Regions from separate parts of the Homo sapiens genome. Here region 2 is linked to region 1. The links are chromatin contacts, found by Hi-C or POLR2A ChIA-PET in ENCODE. All regions are on one chromosome and are shown on one strand. Each heading gives the region's core, a stretch centred on a gene start or an enhancer-like site at or near the end of the contact. The rest is flanking DNA. Distances are from core to core; before and after follow the strand shown. Region 1 overlaps CASR (calcium sensing receptor). Region 2 overlaps ILDR1 (immunoglobulin like domain containing receptor 1).

Evidence for each region. A loop is a pair of places that touch in the nucleus more often than their neighbours do. ChIA-PET counts read pairs that join two places held with the same protein, here RNA polymerase II (POLR2A). Pooled maps may share reads with other maps.
Region 2: a loop to region 1 is called in a pooled map, with 3 times the contacts of the local background. The contact joins two enhancer-like sites. A Hi-C loop is called at or near these places in 1 of 168 maps with a recorded cell type or tissue (CD14-positive monocyte), 5 of 37 single-sample maps with no recorded cell type and 2 of 50 pooled maps. POLR2A ChIA-PET finds 5 or more read pairs at or near these places in 1 of 52 experiments (activated T-cell).

The regions. Positions count from the first base shown.
Region 1 is chr3:122,230,426-122,235,095 of GRCh38, forward strand. All of the region lies in intron 1 of CASR (calcium sensing receptor), which reads left to right. Among named protein-coding and RNA genes, the nearest start is that of CASR, 49 kb to the left of the region's middle. RefSeq lists an enhancer at 3,045-3,134. Within about 2 kb of position 2,751, at least 7 of the 41 ENCODE cell types and tissues checked have a DNase peak (open chromatin) inside an H3K27ac peak, as active enhancers do; they include CD14-positive monocyte, where a contact is called at or near this core.
Region 2 is chr3:122,002,059-122,006,301 of GRCh38, forward strand. ILDR1 (immunoglobulin like domain containing receptor 1) reads right to left here. Exons shown (of 8, transcript NM_001199799.2): 3 at 3,186-3,335. Among named protein-coding and RNA genes, the nearest start is that of ILDR1, 18 kb to the right of the region's middle. RefSeq lists enhancers at 3,035-3,154, 3,854-4,243. Within about 2 kb of position 1,898, at least 4 of the 41 ENCODE cell types and tissues checked have a DNase peak (open chromatin) inside an H3K27ac peak, as active enhancers do; they include CD14-positive monocyte, where a contact is called at or near this core.

The DNA.
Region 1 (4,670 bases), core at 1,501-4,000:
ATGCGGGCGTGAGAGGGACGCAGGAGCAGCGGGGGCGGGGATGCTGCTGACCGTGGAGAAAGCAACCTCCTTCCCTGAGGGGCTTCCCCTCTCTGCGCCACCATCCCCCACCCCCTGCAACAGGGCAGCGGCTGAACCCATCTCTGTAGGTGGGAGGTGGGATGGGAGGGAGGAGGAAGACCCTCTCACCTGAGCAGGACTTGGAAAGGAACCAGGAAGAGAGCCCACTTCCAAATCCAGTCTCTTCCACTGAGGTTCCACCTGCATAGAAGGGGCTTCCTGGGACCCACCAAGCCCGTGATACCACTTGGTCATCTTACAAGAGAAGACACCAAAGCCCAGAGAAGGAAGCAGCTGTCCCAAGGAGGAGCAGCTAGGTGGGGACTAGAACCACCATATCCTGGCCCCTTCTACTTCTCTGTCCCCTCCACTAGACTTCTTCAGCCAAAGGGGGTTTCTCTTTTTTTAGTTTCTTTGCAAACCTGCTTCCAAATATTTGTATTGACCTATCGGATTGATACTTAAAGAATCAGGGATTTGTGCATTTGACACCTGAAACTCATCTGTCCCCTAAGGATCTTCTTGTGTGTTCTGCTTACCATCCACTCAGAATTTTTGCAGCTTTTTGAGGGTCATCATCCACCTGCAGTCACTTTAGAGACATCAGAAAGTGTCATGATCATGATCCCCTTGTAGAAGTGAGAAGTGTGTCCTGCAGCTAATCCCATCCACCATGCAGACAGGATGCTAACCAGTCTCAGAGGACACCATTCCTCTGGCCCACCTGTTGGGTGGCTTACCTGACTTTCTGCCCCAGTCCTGTCTCAGCATCATACACTTGCTGTTTGAAGGTGGCCATCCCACGAGTGGGCTAAACTAGGCATTCTAGGACTGGTCAGGAGGTGGCAAGTCATCATGCTGATCAATTCAATTAGTAAAGGCACTGTTTGGGAAGAGAGAGGGGGACACTATCACCATCATACGAAGAGCTAATGTTTTTTGAGCATTTACTATGTGGTAGACTTTATGCTAAATTCTTACAAGTATTGTTTTAATATAATCCTTACAGCAACCGTACTATTGTTATTCCTGTGTGGACAATGAGGAGACAGAGGCACATAAGGAAAAGGTTACTAAATGGGGAATAAGGAAACTCATCTTCCATTCTTTCTCTATCTCTCTGTAATCTCGTGCTAGTCACTTAACCTTGCCTTTCTGGTACATGAAACATCTGAATTGGAAGAAATTATGTGCATATGTGCATTTTTCTGGAAAGAGCAGCCACAATTTTCATCAGCATCTCAAAGACACCCATTACCCCCCTCCCACTCACAAAAAAAAAAAAAATCAAAGAACTCTCAGGACTATCTCATTTTATAGCCTTTTTCACACTAAACAATTTACCTTGCATTCTCTTCTAACATTGTAAATACCGACGGGCTTGAGCAGTACCGATAGGCAGATTCAGATTACAGTCACCCCTGAGCCAAAGACCTCTCTGTGATTCAGGGGTGTGAAGGGCTCCTGGCTGTGCACTGGCCTTTCCAGCACACCCGCATGTCCAGATAGCCATCGCAGGAAGGACGACGTGGGGATGGGATCATCAGATTCACCCTCCAGCTACTTGCAACACCTCAGCAGTTTTACTTCAGCTTGTTGTATTCTTTCCTTGCAACTGGACTGTAAGTTTATATTGCAACCCCAAGAAAAGATTCACAATCCCTTTTTTTTATTGTACTATAAAAAGAATTCTAGTGATAGAACCTCCACAGGGCTTGAAGTGAAGCAGCCATTCATTAAGTGTCTGCTGTGTCCTGAGTATGCCAGCAATGAACAAGACAGACCAGGTCCCTGGCTGCATAAAGAGCAAGAGGGACTGTGGCAGGGAAGTGCCACGCAGATGCAGAGAGCACGAGAGTGAGGCCTGGAGAACCAGGAGGGGCTTCCTTGAGAAGTGGTGTTTGAGCCACTGAAGGATCCCTGAAGAATGCCTCATCCCTGATGGATGAAGAGAAATGAATTAAGCAAGAGGCACAGGTCAGAGGGGTGGAAGAGCATTCTGAGAGGGATGGGAAGGGCCCAAGGCAATAAAGAACTTGGCCCACTGGAGGAACTGAAGGGAGGGCAGGCTAGGTGCCAAGAGAGGGAGAGTGGTGTGGGAGATGCAGCCGGAGAGGAGGCAGGGCCAGTGTATGCAGGGCCCAGGAATCGCCAGGTGGGATGCTAACTGGCTGTGGGCTGTTGGCAAGGCAGGTAACAGCTCACATGTTCCATTTCCTTATCTTCAAGGTGAGAGTCTTCAATTAGATGATCTCGAAAGCCCTTTCTGACTCTACCATCCTGTGATATTGTGACTTCAAAGAAAGTGAAGTGATTGCTGAGAAAGAGAAAAGTGGCCCCTGACAACCTGGATCTGGGTGGTCCCATAAGCTAGGCCTTGGCGTTCTCCTGTTAAACATAAACAACTTCACAGAACATCAACAGCAAGCAAGATGTCTCTGTGACCATGATAAAGACAAAAATAAGACCACTCCACAATCATGTCTGAACACAGACAAAAAACGTTAACATTGTCCAAACCATGGAACTAACCAAACATTTCCCTATTCTGGCTCGGAGGAGTGACTGCTACTCCTTTACCCTTACAGCTTCAGTCTCACTTAGTCTTCCTCCCTTCTAGACAAGATTTATTAAGATATGGAATCATAGAATTTACCCCTGCTTCTGACAGCATGCAAAGCTCCACTTCCTTAAACCGTCCCCAAAATCGCCTACCACAAACCGCACTCCTGTAAGTCCTTTCTAACACCCTGTCGGTGAGACACCCCACCGTTCTCCTTCTCTGCTATGTCCTGTCCAAGCACAGGGTGTTCCTCATGCAAGTGCAGGGCTGGCCATGAGAAGCAATGCCACCCTACACTTTGCTCTCCTGGTGTCTCTCTTGTCTCACCAGTTCCAGCCCAGTCCTGGGGGTCTTTGGCTGGATGGAGTTGACATCAGTCCCCTTCCCTGCTCTTCTCTAATCTCACCACAGGTACCCTGCTCTGGGCCTCAGGGTGTTGGGGAGTAGAGCTGGGAAGTAGCGGAGGAGAAAATGAGGAAGAGAAATGCAAGAGGGCGACTTCACAGGGGAATTTTGTCCACCTGATGATGTGGGAACGGAATTAAAACTGTCTCCAGAGCGAATGTTTCTTCTCTCACTTGAAGTCTGGGCTTCCTCCTTTTATGTCTATGCCCCACCCAGATTACGCATGGGCTACTTGGGCGGTTGTGGTATTTCTGTTTCCCAACCAAACGCCACCACCTCCCCTTAAAGCCATCTTCACAGGAAGGTAACCAGCTCCCGGTGGAACTGACCCATTTGACAGTATCTAAGGGGAACAAAAATTGTTGCTGCTGCTGATTCAGATTCACAGCTTGGACTTCCCACCCTTAGCTAAAAGTTTTTCACTGGGGGGAGTCCCCACCACACAACCTACTCTATTCATGTGAGCCAGTGGTAAACAAACCAGACTCCTGGTGCCTCCTGAGTCAGATGATAACCAAGGGAAAGAAGTGACCTCTATCTCTGGACACAAAACAAACTAGAGGACCCTTACTCCTCTGATTGAGAAAGCTGGTGAAGTCAGCTCCTTTCAACTTGGAGAAGCCATTGCTCACATCAGGCGCATAACTGTTTCCAAAGTCATGGAAATGTCCAGTTCATGGCAAAAGTAGGGTTTTCTTTGTGCTTAGTTTCATGAAGAGGTCAATCAACTTTTTCAGTAAAAGGCCAAATATTAACTATTCCAAGCTTTGTGGGCCAATCTTTGGCATAACTACTCAAATCTACCCTTGCAGCACAAAAGCAACCATAGATATAATGCAAGTGATTAGGCATGACTGTATTTCAGCAAAACTTTATTTATAAAAACAAGCACACCAGATTTGGCCCATGGAATGTAGTTGGCTGGCCCCTGGTGTAATGTAACCAACACGTGGGCACAGCTGAATAAGAAGAGGAATAATAACCTTTGCCCATTACTTTCTAAAGAGCTTACTTCTCATTAGACAGATTGAGAGGTTTAAAATCAGTTTGGAAACTGCTGGAGGATGGAGGAAAAAGAGGGAGAGAAGAAAGAAGAAAGCAAACATGAGAGGATGGAATTTTATTTATTTCAAATGGAATTTAGTTATTTCAAATAAGTAATGGAAGAATCAGAGTGGAAAGAGTTATTTGTAAGGCCTCTGTATAGCAGGCTGACCCTAGTCATCTCTTACCCTGACCAGCTGGACAGGAGTCACTCACTGAGGCTCAGGCTATGTGGACTAATCCAACTTCAAAGTCAGGTTTATAGAAACATGTGTGGGCTTCTTTGGGGAAAGTTTATCTGAGACAGTGTTCCTCCGGACCAGCTTCGGGTGTCATTAGCAACAGAGAATCTTCTCATAGAGACAACTGAATGTAGTATGTTCCAGGATTTATTTTTTAAATGCTGGTTCCTGATTCTTCTGGGCAAAGCCGAAGAAGGCAGAGAGACACTGAGAGTGCACTGCATCAGCACAGATTGTGGAATGTTTAGGACCATTTCAGTTCCCAAAGAAAGAGCCCCTGAAGAGCTCATAGAAAGGGCTCGCAGGAGAGTAGAGAAGGACCAGGGAGTGCTGGACACTTCTAACAGTCACAGGTG
Region 2 (4,243 bases), core at 648-3,147, 230 kb before region 1:
GAGCCCAGGAAGTTGAAGCTGCAGTGAGCTATGAGTGTGCTAATGCACTCCAGCCTGGGCAACACAGTGAGACCCTATCTCAAAAAAAAGTTAAAAATAAAATACTGTTTAAGTTGCCAGTATATGGGGCTTTTACTTACTCGCAATCAAACCTAATCCTAACTGGTACACTGGAAATGATTATTTAGCTGCATTTCAGATGAAGAAAATCAAGACTCAAAGGAACTGGCCTAATAACATGGAGACAATGCTCATCAGAGGTAGGTTCAAACCCACATCTCTCTGCCTCAAAGCTGGTACTCTTAACCACCAAGCTTTCCTGTCTTCTCTAAATTGGGTGGAAAAACTCCACATTCTGGGTCCCTTATCAGCCTAAAATGAGCAGTTATCTCTGGATCCTGAAGGACAGGTATGAGATGAACTTGAATAAAGATAAAATGCCAGTATTTTAAAAGTAAATGTAACTCAAGAAGAGTTTCAGTTCTAGTGGGCACTCAGGTTTTTTGTGTACCTCCATTAGGATAGATGAATGGTTTATATATATATTTGCTGTACATTCATTTTTTTTTTAATTTTAAGGTCAGGGGTATATGTGCAGGTTTGTTACACAGGTAAACATGTGCCATGGCGGTTTGCTGCACAGATCATCCCATCACCTCGGTATAAAGCCAAGCATCCATTAGCTGTGCTTCCTGACGCTCTCCCTCCTACATCCCCACACCCTCCAACAGGCCGCGGTGTGTATTGTTCCCCCCATGTGACCATGCATTCTCGTCATCCAGCTTCCACTTATAAGATCATCAGGGTGGACAGACAACCTACAGAATGCGAGAAAACTTTTGCAATCTATCCATCTGACAAATGTCTAATATCCAGCATCTACAAGGAATTTAAAATGAATGGTTAATATTTATGTTCAAGTTTAGCAAAGTCAATAAATATTCACTAAAGCCCTTTTGTGGGTCCAGCATTATGTCAGGCACCGAGGAGATGTAAAGAGAAACAAGACCCTCTTCTGTCCTGAAAGGGTTTAAAATCCAGTCAAAGGCATCAGGGCAGCCTCCGTGTGAAGTGCAGCGGCAGGCAGTTCCAGCTCCCCCACCCACAGTAAATGCCACGGAACCTTAGCATTACAGACTTGCTCCTGCTAGGTTGGTGGTAATATCTGCAATTCTTTATTATCTGTTTGTCAAGAAATGTTTATTGAGGAAATGAAACAAAAATGCAAGGTCACGCACCAGTGGACCTAACTTTGACTTCTGTTTCCTTCTCTTTCTACGTCAATATCTACAATTTTTTTCCTACCCGCTATTTTCCAAACCCACTACCTTTCCCAGAAATAAGCTTACCCCAGACTTGGAAAAATGATGAAAGTGCTTTTAAAAAACTCCCCCTCAGGGCATGATGTGTATTGTAAATCTGCTCTAATTTTTATTGGTGACATAAAGAGTATTTTAGGGGTGTCAGAGTAAGAAGAGTTTTCAGATATGTTAATATTTTAAAGGATCTAAGGACTGATTTGACAGGGTCATCTCAAATGATGCAGGCATAGGCAAAAAAGTGTCAGAAAACAAGGGCTTCAGGAAGTCACAACAAGCCTGGAGACAGAAATAAAAACAGAGGAGAATACTAATGCATTCCTGTGGTAGTAAGAATGAAGCAGGGTTTGAGCCAAAGGTGGCTGGGAGTGGGAGTAGTGGAAGGTATTTACCTTCACGTTTTTAGAAAAAAAAAAATAATAAGAGCAGGGACTAGCTACTATGGGGATTTCCATCCTTCAGAAACTGTTCAGGTAATTTGCTAATTAAAGAGGCTTGAAACTTTGAGGTCAGATAAGAACAAATTCTGCTGGCTTTGGAAAAGGCAGAACCACCTTGGATCTTTGAAGATGCCCCTGAAGACTAGAAAAGAAGGACAGATGTACCCTAAAACTGAGGGCTGGCTTGGGGAAAATCAGATGCCGAATGTAAAAAAAAAAAAAATCAGACTTAAGTGTTATAGACAAAACTGAAAGCAATTATTAAACTGGTTCCCCTTAAGTGACCTACCTTTAAACAGTCAGAATATTCACTGATTCCTTGATATTGTAGCGATGGCCACCATGAGTGGCCCACTGGGTGTATTCTTCCCTTTTTCCCCTTTTAACTAACAAATATTTATTTAACACAGCACATAAAGCCCATTGAAATAGGCTCTGAATTATGTGCTACTCTATGGCAGCAACTGTGGATTACACAATAGAAATATGAGGAGCTAAGCTAAGCCATTTATCCAAAAGTACACGGAGTGATAACTAATGCTTACTGCCCACTTCCTGTTTGCTAAATGCTTTATACATATTACCTTAGTCCCCACAAATCTCCATGAGCTAGGTACTATGGCAAGTCCCATTTTATAGAAATTGAGGCTGAAAAAATTGGAGAGGCTTGCCCAGGTTCATATACCCTGTAAATGCAGAATTGGGATGCACACCCGCACCTGACTCCAGAGTCAGGGCTCTCACCACTACTCCCTGCACTGGGCACAGAGAATAGATAGGCTTTAGACACAGCTCTCACATAGCGCGCTAGATATTCACTTTGGAGTAGGGAGGAAGATACCATGATGCCTGTCGTTCAGATGAAGAAACAGAAGCCAAAGAAAATAACTGATCACTGGTCACTGAGCTAGTGAGAGGAAGCACTAGGATTCTCACTTGGGGCTTTTTAGTCCAAGCCCAGTGTTCTTTCTTCTATCAGTGGAGGACAGTGGTCTCAAGGTGGTCATCTGCTCAGAGGACCCTATTTCCTTCCATGTGAACAACAGGAATAGCCGGAAGGAAACTCAGGGACCTGGGGTTTCAGTAGGCCCTGAGAGCAATTTGTGGAAGGAATCAAAGAAACCTGATCCACAACTTAGCCCTGAATCTCAGGAAAGCAAAGGGAACCATTCACCCCTAGACCTTTAGCCAAAGCTATAGATAGCAACAGAACAACCTCTGGTCCAGAGACCAACTTCCAGGGAAGTCACTTCAGCTGGTGCAGCACATTCTATGAAGCTGGCACTTTCCTCAAACAATGACAGTGACCAAGTAGACCAACAGGCAGCAGAAAGAAATGGGAAATCCCATGCTGACTCAGCCTGCCAGGCCTGGTGTCTGCACCTCCCCCCACCCCCAGTTCCCCTGACACCTCCCCCGCACTCACGGTTCTGGATGGTGATCTTGCGCTGCCGGTAATCTACCCCCAGCACGGGCTCATTCTGCCCCCGCCGCTGGGCCACTATGCGAACTTCCCGCTGGTTGTCGTTGCAGTCATTGGATGGGTCCTGGCCCAGGGATAAAGCTGCCTGGTATGCTGAGGAGAGAGGGCACACTAGAGTCACACAGCAATAGGGGGTTCCCACAAAAAAAAGGTTCCCTTCCTGCTCCGGGCGTGAGACACAGTGAAGTGTCTCAATTTTTCCCAAGACTATTCATCCCTTGGGACTCTTGTTAATCACGAAGATCCTGATTCTGCAGGTCTAGAGTGGGGTCTGAGATTCTCATTTCTAATGAGAATCTGTGTGATACCAGACACCACATTTTGAGCAGCCAGACTCCTGACCATCATTTTCATGCCGGCTCTACTCCCCATCTCCTATTCCAACTTCCTTTGTCTCATTTTCAGAGTCACCCCAGCCTCTCTCTGCTCCCATGGAATTCATCCACCTGCCCTTAAAACATAAGGTCACATGCCTGTAGTCCCAGCTACTCGGGAGGCTAAGGCAGGAGAGTCACTTGAACCCAGGAGGCAGAGGTTGCGATGAGTTGAGATCACGCCATTGCACTCCAGCCTGGGCAACAAGAGCGAAACTCCATCTCAAAACAAAAACAAAAACAAAAACAAAAACAAACAAACAAAAAAAAAACCAAAACAGAAAATATAGGGTCTGAGAGCTGTTAAATCTGCCCCTGGCAAATGCCTGCTACCCTAGCCTCTCCTCCCTGGCCACTTAACCCAGGCATTTTAAGAGTAACCCCCAGGAAACAATGCCTCAATTTAGAGAGGAGTCTTTTGGGGACAATGGCAGACTCAGTGGGTGGCTCAGACAGCTCTTGAGGTTCTACTCAAATCATATTGTGAGACATTAGCTCAAGGGCTCAAAAAGGTGAAGACTAATGCCTCCCTCTCCATTTGCTTCTTCTCAGGAGGCTCACTTTTCCCTATGAACAGGGTGTCTACTTCTATTCTCAAAATCTCCAAAAAATTAATTGTCTTGGTGC